Regions from separate parts of the Homo sapiens genome. Here region 2 is linked to region 1. The links are chromatin loops, found by intact Hi-C in ENCODE. Cell type or tissue: Calu3. All regions are shown on one strand. Links, peaks and the distances in the headings refer to the core of each region. The heading gives the core; the rest is flanking DNA.

Region 1 (6,718 bases), core at 1,203-6,202:
ATTATGTGAATATGAAGCCTAGAAGAGAGGTCAGGAACATGAGTATAGGTTTGAGAATCATCAATACATAGGTGATAGATAAAGCCATTGGTTTGAAGGAGGCACAGAAGAGTAAGTGAATAGAGATAAGGCGGAGGAGTCACAGATGAAGATCATCATTTAGTGAAAGTCATCAGTAAGCTTAGTGGTAGCATTTGCTCTGAAGTGTTGGGGACCAGGAGCCTCATAGCCGTGAGCTGAGAAGGGAATAGCAGAAACAGAGATTATCAAATCTTTGGACTTTGATACAAGCAATCAATGCACACATGTGGGGAGAAATGTGTGCCTTATCAGGGATGTCAGTTATCAGTAAGAAAACTGAATCTACAATAAAGTCAGTACGAAACTGATTTGGTCACAGGCTGGATTAAAGAAGTGCTAGAACTGGAGCAAATAAAGTTGAGTGTGGCACTCAGTGTTGTACTCAGTGCTACTCCACATCTTACAGGCCAGGTTAATGAACTTTAAAGTTCAGAGATTCACTTCTCCTTTCCATCACTACTGCAAGCAAGGAAGAAAAAAGTGTGGGAAATTAAACCAAAAGAGGAATCAAAGAATTAGACTTGTTATGACAAGTGTACCTTTCAATGTGCTGGGCGCTCTAGAAAAACAGGAGAAAGTGGGGGGCCTCCTCCTTCCCACCCACTCTAAACGAAAAACAACCAAGCTTACAGGGCATAGCTGACCTAAGCATTCACCCAGGAAGTAGGGAAATTGGAAATTACAGCAAAAACATGAAACTTCCTTCTAGGCTGCCTCTCTACATTGAATGTGTTCACTGCTTAGAGGCAGAAAAGAGGAAGGAGGAGAGCCAGGTTCTTTCTGTGAATCCATGAGGCCAAGGCAGGCAGTGGAAGAGGCAGTACAGAGCCTGTTTGTCACCTCTGAGGTCGAGGAATCCTGGCCACTGTGAGACCCTTGGCCCAAAGGATGTGGGATTCTCAAAAACCAGGTTTACTGTAACTCTTCCTCTCAGAGGGATGAAAGAGAATGTGGAGGATGAAACCAGTGTTCACACCCACCCTCCCCAGGGAGAGGGAAGAGAAATTCCCCTTCTCTATGGAAACGTGGATTGGAACAGAAAGCTCCTCCTGGAACAGGGGATAGTGCACTCTGAGCATATATAGTGGAAAGTAAACAATCTAAAGCTGTGTCAGGTAAGAATGATTGGAGCTAGAGGAATGTGCCTTAAATGTGTCAAAATGGATGTTGTTTGGAAGAAAAAATAGCATTCTTCGCATAGCCCAAGATGGAGAATAAGGCCAACAGATGGCAATTAGAGGCAGAGTGACCAACTGTCCTGGTTTGCCCAGGACTGACGGATGCCCTGGGATGCAGAATTTTCAGTGTTAAAACAGGACAGCTCCAGACAAACCAGAACAGTTGGTCACCTGGGATGACAGATTTCAGTTCAATTAAAGAAAGACATAGAGTCAGAGCTTTCTTACCACAAAGAAATGATCCATGTTTGAGGGTACACTAAATACTTTGATTTGATGATTATACAATGTATACATGTATTGAAACGTCACACTGAACCCCATAAATATGCACAATTTTTATGTGCATATTTATTTTTATTTTAAAATGAAATAAAACAACAAAAAGACAGCTGTTCAAAGGCAGATAACAATTTTACTACCACTGGAAATGCTCAAATATAGTTTAGCCTTTAGCTCAAGGCTGCCAACAAGAGGGAGGTGGGAGTTGATGACCCCAAAGGAGAGAAGAAGAGTAATCTGGTACCATGAACTTTTTAAAAAATTTATTGGAATATAAGCATTTTCCAATTGATTATTTGTTTGCTTTTGGCAGTCATTTAAGAAACTTTCTCTAAGAAACTCATTGGTTCATATGTTTCTTCCATTAAGTGTGTGTGTACACAAACACACACACACACACACACACACACATGCACACATATATATGTATATATGTACCTCACAGTTTGGGCAGAGAAGCAAATTTAGCTCTAATTCCAATCCCAGTACTTTTCTACTCTGTTTTCCCACCCGCTCCACCATGCCCAACACACAAACACACACAAACTTACCATAACAGCCTATGGGTTGAATTAGACAGTCATTGTGTTAGGAAAATGGAAGCTTGTTCCGTCAAGCCTCCCTCTCAGTTCCTTCTTTCTAAAAGTGAATTTTTGAGGGCCTACTTTATTTTGTGGGAAGTGGGGTGGGAAACCTTTTTTTTTTTTTTGAGATGGAGTCTTGCACTTGTTGCCCAGGGTGGAGTGCGGTGGTGCAATCTCAGCTCACTGCAACCTCCACCTCCCAGGTTCAAGTGATTCTCCTACCTCAACCTCCTGAGTAGCTGGGATTACAGGTGCCCACCACCAGGCCTGGCTAATTTTTGTATTTTTAGTAGAGACAGGATTTCACCATGTTGGCCAGGCTAGTCTCAAAGTCCTGACCTCAGGTGATCTGTGCACCTCAGCCTCCCAAAGTGCTGGGATTACAGGCGTGAGCCACCAAGCCCAGTGGTAAATCTTAATATGGTCCCTGTTATCATGAATTTGTGAAAAGATAACTAAAATGCACTTATAGCAATTAAAGAAGGCTCTAGTTAGTGACTAATTGTGCCTCTGTACACCTTCAAGCCTGTGGACCAAGGGCAGTACTGAGTTACAGCTGCAAAGGCCAGAGCCTTTGTTTGCTTGGGGAAGGCTGGAGAGTTCCACACTTATTATACAAAGTTAGGGTAAGAATGACCATACGTTTCCATTTTCTCAGAACAGCCCATGTCTACTCATACTATTCCAGCATAATTATTAATAGTATCCCAGTTTGGATGATAAATTAAATGACCACCCTAGATACAGCTATTGGACATAGTCAGAATAAGGGCTGAAGTTGAACAACCAATGGCACTGGGTCATGCTCTGGGCATTTTTTTAGTATTAGATTTCTAGCATATACCCATGCTGAGTCCAGGTCTCAAGAAAATGTTTACGCTTCTGTGCATATAGGAATATTTGTGTTAACATTAAATCATGGTTAAAAGAAACAAATTCAAAGAAAACATACAGTGAAGTTATCATTAAAAATTTCTCAATGATAACTTTGTGGGTTTTGTTTTCATGTTTGTTTAACAATAGAAGAATGGAAAATAACATTGTCTGGCTGGCAGTTGGTGATATTTATTAATTGGATATTCTTTCTGGTACTTTTGCTGGTTTTCCCTGTCATGCTGGTCAAACACACCCTAGAAAAACATACAGGTTGGACTTATCATTGGAACACGCCTAATTTTCACTGTCAGTATGCTGCGCAGGATGGCCACAATAGTTTTGTGGCTAAATAACCAAAGTCAAGTCTGCAAATAACTTTGACCCAGATACTTAAGATTTCAGAAGACTGGAGACAAGATCTGGAGCTTAGCCAGCTGGCCCTAAAACAAGGAAGTTTTCCAGACTATGGGGCAAATGTAAGACTGCTACATTCCCAAACTGGTTCTGAGATGCCTGTTCATTACCATCAACAGAGAAGCCTGTAGTTAGTGTTTAGAAAGAAGGAGGTTTTATAACTGAGGCTCATATTGAAAAAGAAAATAAAAGACTAGAAACCTGTGGCCAGAATAATGTGAGTGAGTCAGAATAAAAGAAGGAATAAAGGGAGGGAAAGCCCAGATCCAAAATGAGGCCGATCATACATGGGGCTTAGATATGTCCAAAAATGAGAGGGCCCACCAGGAAATCTCCTTGATTGACGGGCAAGGCAGCTTGTCAGCAGTGAACTCATCCTGATGTTAGAGAGAGTCAGGCAGACAAACTCCATCCAGTTAACAAAAGCTGAGTTGTTGAAGGGGAGAGATGATTCTAAATAAAGCATTGTCTGTCACTCCAGAGATCCTTATTGAGCATCTGTGATGTGCCAGGCACTGTTCTAGGTGGAGGCATGAGACATACAGTGAACAAATGAACAAATAAGCACAAGATAAATTCAGATAATAAGTGCTATGAAGAAAATGAAGCAGAGTGATGTAATAACACCACAGGGGGGGAAGGGAGAGAATATTTCAGGCTGAGTCATTAGGTAAGGCCTCTCTAAGGAGATGTGATTCTGAAAGAAAAGATGGAGCCATACTGTGAGCAAGTTAACTAAAGACTGGAGAGCATCCATTGGTTTGACAGCATCAAGCTCATCGGAGACCTTCACAAAGGCAGTTTCAGTGGAACAGTGGTGTAGATGCCAAATAGGAGAGGGCTGATGAGGTGGGGATAAAGTGAATGTGGGGTAAGGAAGCAGAGACAGAGACTGCAGACAGCGGTCCACTTCAGATCTAAGCTACCCGGAAATTGAAAAGTATATGCAGCTGCAGGAGAGCTTTTAAGAGGGGCCAGCCTGGAACACTGCGGAATGCTAAGAGAAGAATCCCCACTGAGAGGGAGAGTTAGACATGCAGAAAAGTCCTTGCGAAAACAGTAGGGAGTCAGATCCAGAACACATGTAGAGGCTGGTCTTTGACAAGAAGAGGGACACTTCCTCTACATTAACAAGAAGCAAGGAAAGGAGGGAACTAATGCAGGGGTGGTTTTATGGACCTGTCAAGCTGGATCCCTATTAACTTCATTAGGGATGGTATCAGGTTCAAGAGGCTCAAGAAGAGACCCAGAGCGAGCAAACAAGACATAGGGTTTACTAAGGGGACTTAGATACAGAGTGGCCCAGTGGCAATGGGTTGGATGACAGAACTGCTACCACTTGCAAAAAACATGCAATTTATATAGCATTTTTGCATAGCATCCTCCTCCAGCAACCTCCACCTCACAGCCTTCATTTAACCCAAAACAAAGGGCCTCAACCCCCTGCACAGCCCGTGTTCCATGGGACAGGTGGAGGTTCATATGTTCTTCATAGATAAGAAATGAATTTCTGAGTTGGCCACTCCCAGTTTCCTTAACTTGTAACTCTGAACACATATTCAGGTGCATCTGCCATACAGGATCATTCTCAGTGTATGCTTAAGTTACGGCTATCAGGCGTGTCTGCCATACAGAGCCTGACAATGGGAAGTTTAAAGAGTTCCTATCTCATTACTTTTATTTTGTTAATGAAATAAGAAATGAGGTCATCAGTGAGAGTGAGTAAGATGTAAGGGGGAGGGGAGAAAGTATAAAACAGTTCTCTTGAGAATGATTAAGTTTATTAGGGAAACACTGTCAGGCAGTGCAGAGTACCTATTTAAGGCACCTAAATATGATGATGAATTTATTTAATGAAACAGGCAGCCTCCTTATTGATTTTTCTCCAGCCATACACATTTGTTCAGATCTAAATACAAAGAAGGTAGATAGGTCCAACCAGTGCTAAAGTTGTGGCAGATGAGTGTGCTCATCGCAGAACTGAATAAGGGAGGTGAGAGTGTCTGTAGGGACATGATTATGACTTCTACCATAAAATCTAAGCTGGACAAAAAGGGAAGTGAGGGATAGTTGATAGATAATGAAACTGTGGTGGCATTAATGGAGTGGAGTTCTCAGTGAAATGATACTAGCCTGCAGCTGGAAAGTGGAATACAGTACCTGAGTCAGAAATTTCAGAGGCAGGATGCAGGATGTTTTGGCAGTTAAGGTAGAGAAGCTAAAAGAAGAACATTGTCACAGAAAAGGTATAATAGTCCATTCTCACATTGCTATAAAGAAATACCTGAGACTGGGTAATTAATAAGAAGTTCAATTGGCTCACAGTTCCACAGGACGTACAGGAAGCATGACAAGATCTGCTTCTGGGGAGGCCTCAGGAAATGTACGATCATGGCAGAAAGCAAAGAGAAATCAGGCACGTTTTACATGGCTGGAACAGGAGTGGGGGCAGGGGGATTAACCACACATTTTTAAACAAATAGATCTCGTGAGAACTCTATCACAAGAACAGCACCAAAGGAGGAAATCCACCCCCATGATCCAATCACATCCCACCAGGCCCCATCTCCAACACTGGGATTACAATTCAACATGAGATTTAGGTGGGGACACAGATCCAAACCATATCAGAAGGCAAAGGAAATAAGAGCAATGGTGGAGAATGAGTCAGCCTAGGCATTATGAAACAGCCTATGAGAACTACAGCAGAGTTGGCTTCGAAAGCTGTAAGCCAGGGATATCTCCCCTGAATGAAGAGAGGTTGGTAAAACATCACCTGGCCATGCATAATGACTAAGGATACGTGCTCTAAAGTCAGACTGCTAGAGTTTGAATCCCAGCTTAACCACCTTCTCACAGAGACCCTGGCGGCAACAAAAATAACACCAAACACTCAGATGGTATCTACTAAGTACTTTACATATATTTATACCTCACAATAAGCCAATGAGTTAGACACTTCTGAATTCACATTACACAAATGAGAATAAGTTTTTTGTCCTCTTTAAACCTCACAATGATATGATAAGGTTTGTTCCTATCTTATGGGGTTTTTGTGAGTTTTCAGCGAAATAATTTATGCAAAATGATTAGTACACTGTCTAGCTCCTAGAAGTGTTCAATAAACGTTAACCGATATTATGAGGAGAAAGGACAAGGAGCAGGGTTTTAATAAGGAGCGATGGTCTGGAAGCAACCCTGGGAAGCCAGGAAGAAACTCACCCACTGCTGGCCTTGAAGAACATGGAAGGTTTTGCCTTTTTTTGGTAGGAAAAAAAAAGAGAAAAAGAAAAAAAAAAATGG
Region 2 (6,718 bases), core at 595-5,594, 71 kb before region 1:
GTTCATTAGATAAATACCAAATAGTTGAGAGTTTAGTGCTGATTTTAGGGCTGACTAGGTTCAGGTCTCCACTCCTCATCTCTTTCTCTGCTTCTTTCCATGTTAACCTCAATTTCTTTTATAAAAGAAAAAAGGAACACAACTTCATAATTCCAACTAATGATTTCAATACAATTTGTCATCCAAAAAAATACGTGACTCTCTCTTCCTCTACCCCAAGGAGTGATGTACCAAATTTTAGGAAACTCATCAACCCAGTTTTGGATCACAGGACTGTCCTTGAAAAAATCACAAAGACCAAAAGGAGGAAGATGTGATCGAATTGGCCATTCTGATCATAAAACATGGAGCAGAGAAAAGAGTGCCTAATAACATATAGCCCCACAGGACTACATGAAGTTCAGGAGAGGATATTTCCCAGAAGAAAATCAGTGTGTTGGTTCTAAGAGACAAAGAAATAGTGATCAAGCGAAAGCAATAGATGTCCACTATTGTCGTCACATGTATGAGCTAATTCCATGTACTCAGCAGACATTTCCTAGCAAATAGAATGTATATTTCTAGTGTTCTTCAGAATAGCAGTGCAAAATATTATTGTTGTGGGCTTTCAAGAAAACAGAAAGTCATTTGAAAAATTCAAATGTGGGGTGGTGGGGCAGGCAGAAGATTACACTTATTGCTTCACAAACTCAATGCTAAAGATTATAAAATTCCCTTAGGAAGAAGGTATTTCTCCATTCGTTCTGACCTAACAATACATCTTGGCAATTGAATTGACCTATCCTTTTAAACATGAGTACTTTGACTTGGCTACACCAAAATGATGACCAAGAGATGTAAAAATGTGATTTTGCTTTTCTTTTAACCAAGTATTAAGTGAAATGAATGTCTCAGTTACCAACTTTGCCCTGGTGAAGCTGAAGGATGACCTGAGAATGTACATTCTATCTATTTTGATTGGTCAAAATATGAGAGATGAAAATCTAGAAAGAAATTTGTGTAAATATTTCTATAAATATAAACTTGGGATGTCAATATAAGGCAAAATATTAATGCCAAAGATTATAAAGGAAAGATGAATAGATTCAACTATCACAATGAAAATAATCAAAAAAAGTTACAATAAAAAGGAAAACTGTAAAAATATTTGGAGCATATACAATGGAAAGAGGATTAATATTTTTAATATAAGAAGAGCTTTTACAAATCAATAAGAAAAAGACAAATACAGTAATAGAAAGCTGATTAAGAAATATGTACAGGTAATTTCAAAAGAAGTAAATGAAAAAATATTGTTTATTGACATGTGAAAAGATGTTCAAATTTATTATTAATCAAATAAATAAAAATCAAACAATATTTGATTTTACTTAGATTGGCAAATATTAAAACACTTAATAACATCCATGCTGTTAGACGGTTAGATTAGTACAGGCTTTCAGGAAGCCATTTGACATTACGTATGATTTTAAATTTTAAGTTTACATTTTCATTGACCCATCAATCCTGCTTCTGAAACTTAACACCAAGGGGAAAAATAATAATAAACCATGTGAAAAGATTGTGAGTGTGTGTAGGTGTGCATGCGAGTGTATGTGTTTGAGTGTATGTTGTATGAAAAGATTTGGGTGTTGTACTATGAATAGTAATGATAAATTATAACACCCTAAATGCCTCATAACTAGGAATTGATTAAATTAAAAATTGTTCTCTAAAATGGATCTAGAAATTTTAAATGATGGTTTCTGTGTGGACACTTTAAAAGATGCTTATGTGTTTTAGGTAATGCTGGCCTTTTCTTTGCCGGCCTAAACTAGTTTTCAAATATACACGACAGTAAGATCAAGATTCAGAGCAAATATTTATTGTGTTTCTCATTCTTCTGTTGGGGAGATTTTTTTTAATCAAAATTCTTAGTAGGGGGAATACACTTCTCTCCACCAGCAGAGTTTCATCCCATAGACAAACTCCATGAACAGCCAGGTCACTGCCATTCTCTAAATAAAAATGTTACAAAATAGCAAGTATTGTAACGCAATTGTCCTGGACAGAGTACAGAGGACATTCATATTTTGCAGAATATGTTATGCTTCTGATCCGTCCTGGTTGTAACTTGTATAAATTACCTCATAAAATAAAACAGTAAAGGCCAAGCTCTATAAACCGAAGAATCAGGTTATCAACCAAACCTTTCCAAAGAAAGGGGTAATGATGGCATGGCTAACAACCCGGAAGTCTCCCCAGTAGGCAAGTCTGGCATCTCCAAGTGTCCCCTGGCACATGGGGTCAGAGTTAAAAGGGTGAGGGATCCAGATCACCAAACAAAATGAATGGTGTGTTCTCATTTTTATTTTTTAAGTGTATATATGTGAAATGTGTTAGCAATTATTATAACGGGGTGGTAGGATTATAGTTAATTTTTATTTTCTCTTCAAATAATTCACAATATTATTTAAGCTAAAAGGCTACGTCAGTGTTACCTGTATTTTTTTTTTTTAATGAGATGGAGTCTCACTATGTTGCCTAGGTGGGTCTCGAACCCCTGAGCTCAAGTGAGCTGCCCATCTCAGCCTCCCAAAGTGCTGGGATTACAGGTGGGAGCCATGGCGCCCGACCTAGTATTGTCTGGATTTCTTAAAACAAATATGTTCAATTTTTTTGCATCAACGGACTTATTTGCTCTAGCCCAGAATTTCTCCAACTGTGTTCCATGACATTATGTGTGCACGTGTGTGTGTGTGTATGTGTGTATAATGTATCTTTATAAACTATACATATACATTATATTTACACTCAACACTAGGATAAGTAAGATTAGGTGAATTTCATTGCTTCAAAACTTCTCAGAATATTAAATATGCTAACACAATATGTATTATTTCCCAAATTTCTTTTGCTCTAAATGTTTTCAAGGAAGCTTCTCACTGTATTAATGCTCCAAGAAATACAGTTAGACAAGTGTTGTGGTCTATTCTGATCTTCCTAAACTCATAACTCTGTTTACAAATGGGCCCCACCTGTAGGTACAGATCACTTCATTTTCTGTAGGTACACTTCACCTTATTTCCTGAGCCAGTCCTCATTAAGCCAAAGATCAATAACAACTTTTGTTGTATAGTTGAAGATGGAACTTGTTTTTTAAGTTCTCATCTTACTGTAGCTGTCCTCAGCTTTTGACAAACTGGACCTCTGGATCTTTGAACAGGTCTTATTCATTGGTTTTTCTCTATTTTCTAGGCATTGTTGTTTAGTTTCTCTTGCAGCTTTTCTTGCACTGTTGTTAACTTCCTCTGTTAGATTGGCTTCTTAAGTGTGGATTTCCCCTGGGGATTCTGTCTGGCAGCCAGTCTTCTGACTCCAAACACTCCCTGGGTGATCTTGTTCTCACCTATTATTTCAATAACCAGCTCTAAAAACTCATCATTCATAAATCATGAAGAATCTTCAGCCCACATCTCCCTTCAAGGTTTGATGTTTATAAAAACTGCCCTCCTTAATATCTCCCCTTGGAAGCCCCACAGGCACATCAAACAGTATATCCTAAATTGAAAAGTATTTTCATCCCTTCCCCATGTGGGATTTTTTTCCTATATCAGCAAACAATGTCACTCATTCATTCAGCTTCCAGTGGCTTCACTTATTTCTTCCTCCTCACACGCCAAGCCCTGTTAATAATCAATTTCTGTTGATTCACTTCCTAGTATCTCTCCAGAGATCCACTTCTCCCCATCCCTACAGCCATTATCTTAGTTTTCAATACGTTCAGTTGTCACTGGAATTACTACAGGTCTCCCAAATTGTACCTAGTTCACAGTTAGCACTAAATAAAAATTTGTTGAATAAATAAACGATCTTTCTTTAGCCTTTCCCCTTTCAGTCCATTCTTCAAACAGCAACACAATAGTCACACTAAAACTCAAATTAGATAGTTTCATCTCATCTTGAAGCGTACTTGGTGCCCTGAGGAAAATGAACAATTGCATTATGCATGTCATTTCTTGAGTTCCTTCTCACTCACCTCTTCAACCTCACTTGTCAAAGTATATCCTCCAGCCTGTCATACTGAACAATGTACAGTTCCTTAAGTAATACCATAATAACTTTTCTCCTATTTCTTTCTTCATTACCCAGTCTTGTCTGTACTTAAGTCTTATTCAGTATTCCGGATTCAACATAGATGTCGCCCTTACAAAGCCTTCTGATTTGCCAATATTGGATTAGGTGTCTTGTCTATAAGATTCTATAGGACCGTATTCTTTCCCCTATTACTACATGGAACACACTGAAGTGGTTTTCTGATGACTGGGCTGTAGTATCCTTAAGATATGCATAATGTATGCATCATGCTGTATTCAAGAATAGCCCAGGACCTGACACATAGGGGGATACTCAGATTCATCTGTATAATGGGGACATTGTCCTACCAACTTTACAGCATTGTCAGAAGGATCAAATACAGGGTGGTCAAATAAAATACAGGATGGCCAGTTAAATTTGACTGCCAAATACACAATGAAAACTTTTTCCAATGTCTTATGCAATATTTGAAACACACTTACACTAAAACAATTATTCATTGTGTACCTAGAATTCAAATTCAACTGGGTATTGTTTTTTTGTAAATCTGACAACTCTGATTAAACAAGACCGTATATGTATGAAAGTGTTTTACCATCTATAAAAGACTACAAAAAATGTAAGCAAATGTAAGCTCTGTTTTTCTAAAAATCCATTACAACTTTGAAATAAATAATGAGAAGTTTCCATGTCAGGCTTCTGTGATTTTCATCTATTATTGACAAATCTTGCTGTGTGAGTTTATTTGTTCTTCCTAAATTAAACAATATCCTTCTTGAAAATAAAAGTACATTTCTTGGGGACATATGTTTAATTCCAAGCAACTGGACACCAAGATGCATACTGACCATTTAAAATGATCATTACACTAGAAGAAGAATGGAAGGGAGAGAAGAAGGGGGAAAGAAGAAGATTTAAAACTGTGTTTGCAATCAAGTAATTTCAAGAGGAAAAAACCCTGGGGCAACTCCTCCTTTAATACTGTTTCTATATTAACCACCCTAAATTTGGAACCCAGTGATCTAGACTTCTCCACATGGACTAATATTTAAAAATTGATGAAATATAACTTTTCTAATTACTTTCCAATTACTTGATTTAAGACTTAAGAGCCATAGATATAAACTAGAAAAATCTCTGGCATAGAGGGAGTCAAGATACCTACTTTTTCAACTAACTCTTGTGTCTTCATGCTGGACATTTGCATTCTCATCTCTAGAAAAAGACAGTATTGATTCAGGTGATTTCTAAATGTCTACATACCTCTAACACTCTGAAATTTTATGAAATATTCACTTCATATTGTAGACATTAGCAGAAATAAAACATAAAAACTATTTGATTTACATGTGTATTTGAAGTAAACCCTACCAAATGAAGTTCATAACTCCATTTTTGAATCTATTATAATTATACAAATCTAATCCACTCACAGATATCAGGTAAGCTAACAAAATGCTAGTGGTAGCAGAATCAGTATGCTCAAAATTTCAGTTAAATGACAGACACACATTGGCAATGTTCATCAGATGGAGGAAAAGACACAGAAGCATCATTCCTCCTCCCCCATCTCCTCTTCATTCTCCCTGAAGAGGACAGAAAAAACTAATTTGGAACTAGCTTAAATGTCACAAGTACTAGGACTCAGACATAAGGACAATTACCAGAATCACTGGACTGGAAGAGATTTAAGAAATCATCCCAGACAGACACAAATCACCCCTGATAAACTGATTCCTTTACAAGCAATAAAGTTAAGGGACAGATGTTCCTGTTTTATACACCAACACCATGGGAGAGACTCCCCAAAACATAACTAACTTTTAGTATGTTAATGAAGAAAACATTGCTTGCTCTGTTATCCTTCCTATGTCCTTTCTTTCCCCTTCACCCACCAAAAGCTCTCAGGTTCTCGGACAGCTTGGCTGGGGGTAGTGAGAGGCTGGGAAAAGCTTCTAGGGCCCTAGTACCCTGAGGTGAGATCTGGGAAAGTGATGGAGTTAACCAGGAAAGAAAAAGGGACATTCAAAGGGGCTGTTTAATATTTGAGGAATTATTCACATTCCAGAGCTATACCCTGTGTCTTATAGAGCATTGCTTTTTTCCTCTCTGTAGTGAGGGATGCTCTAACAAGAAACTGCCATCTTCCTAAATGGTGCTACCCTTGGGGCCACAGTGACTGATCCAGGTGGCAAGTGATCCAGGATGGGCTGGTCAGCATCTTCCTTCTTGGTTTTCTAAATTAGAAGAAAGAAAATAGAGCCTTCAGCTCTCTGGTGGTAAAGCAAGGAAAATGTCAGGCAATAAGCTGTTGGCAGCCATATTCAAGGCCATGTGGAAAAGCAGAACTGCAGAGAAAAAAATGCAGCCAACAGGCAGACAAAAGCAGAGAAAAGGAGCAACTCGGGGGAAGAGTCTTTTCTCTATTCAAGGGCTGGTTCGAGTTATATTCCTGCCCTTCCCTGGTTTCCTCAGTTTGTGTGAGCCAGTAACTCTTCCTTTTCTTTTCCTAGGTTTTTTCACATATGAGTCTCTGCTAAGAACCCTGAATCATAACATTAAAGACTAAGGGAACATTTGCAAAGGCAAGGAGCAGTGACCTAACTAATAAAATGTCTAAGAAGGGCCCCCAATTTCTGCC

What was found. A loop is a pair of places that touch in the nucleus more often than their neighbours do. Peaks named below come from ENCODE experiments on the same cell type or tissue, not always from the same donor. Only the 100,000 strongest peaks of a DNase experiment are listed, where the experiment ranks them.
Region 2: a loop joins it to region 1, with 1.9 times the contacts of the local background. A loop is called at or near these places in 3 of 110 quality-filtered maps.

The regions. Positions count from the first base shown.
Region 1 is chr6:119,443,564-119,450,281 of GRCh38, reverse strand. No RefSeq gene overlaps it. Among named protein-coding and RNA genes, the nearest start is that of MAN1A1, 97 kb to the right of the region's middle. In Calu3, for the core only: no CTCF peak of the experiment used is centred there; DNase peaks (open chromatin) are centred at 3,431 and 4,051.
Region 2 is chr6:119,514,222-119,520,939 of GRCh38, reverse strand. No RefSeq gene overlaps it. Among named protein-coding and RNA genes, the nearest start is that of MAN1A1, 170 kb to the right of the region's middle. In Calu3, for the core only: no CTCF peak of the experiment used is centred there; no DNase peak of the experiment used is centred there.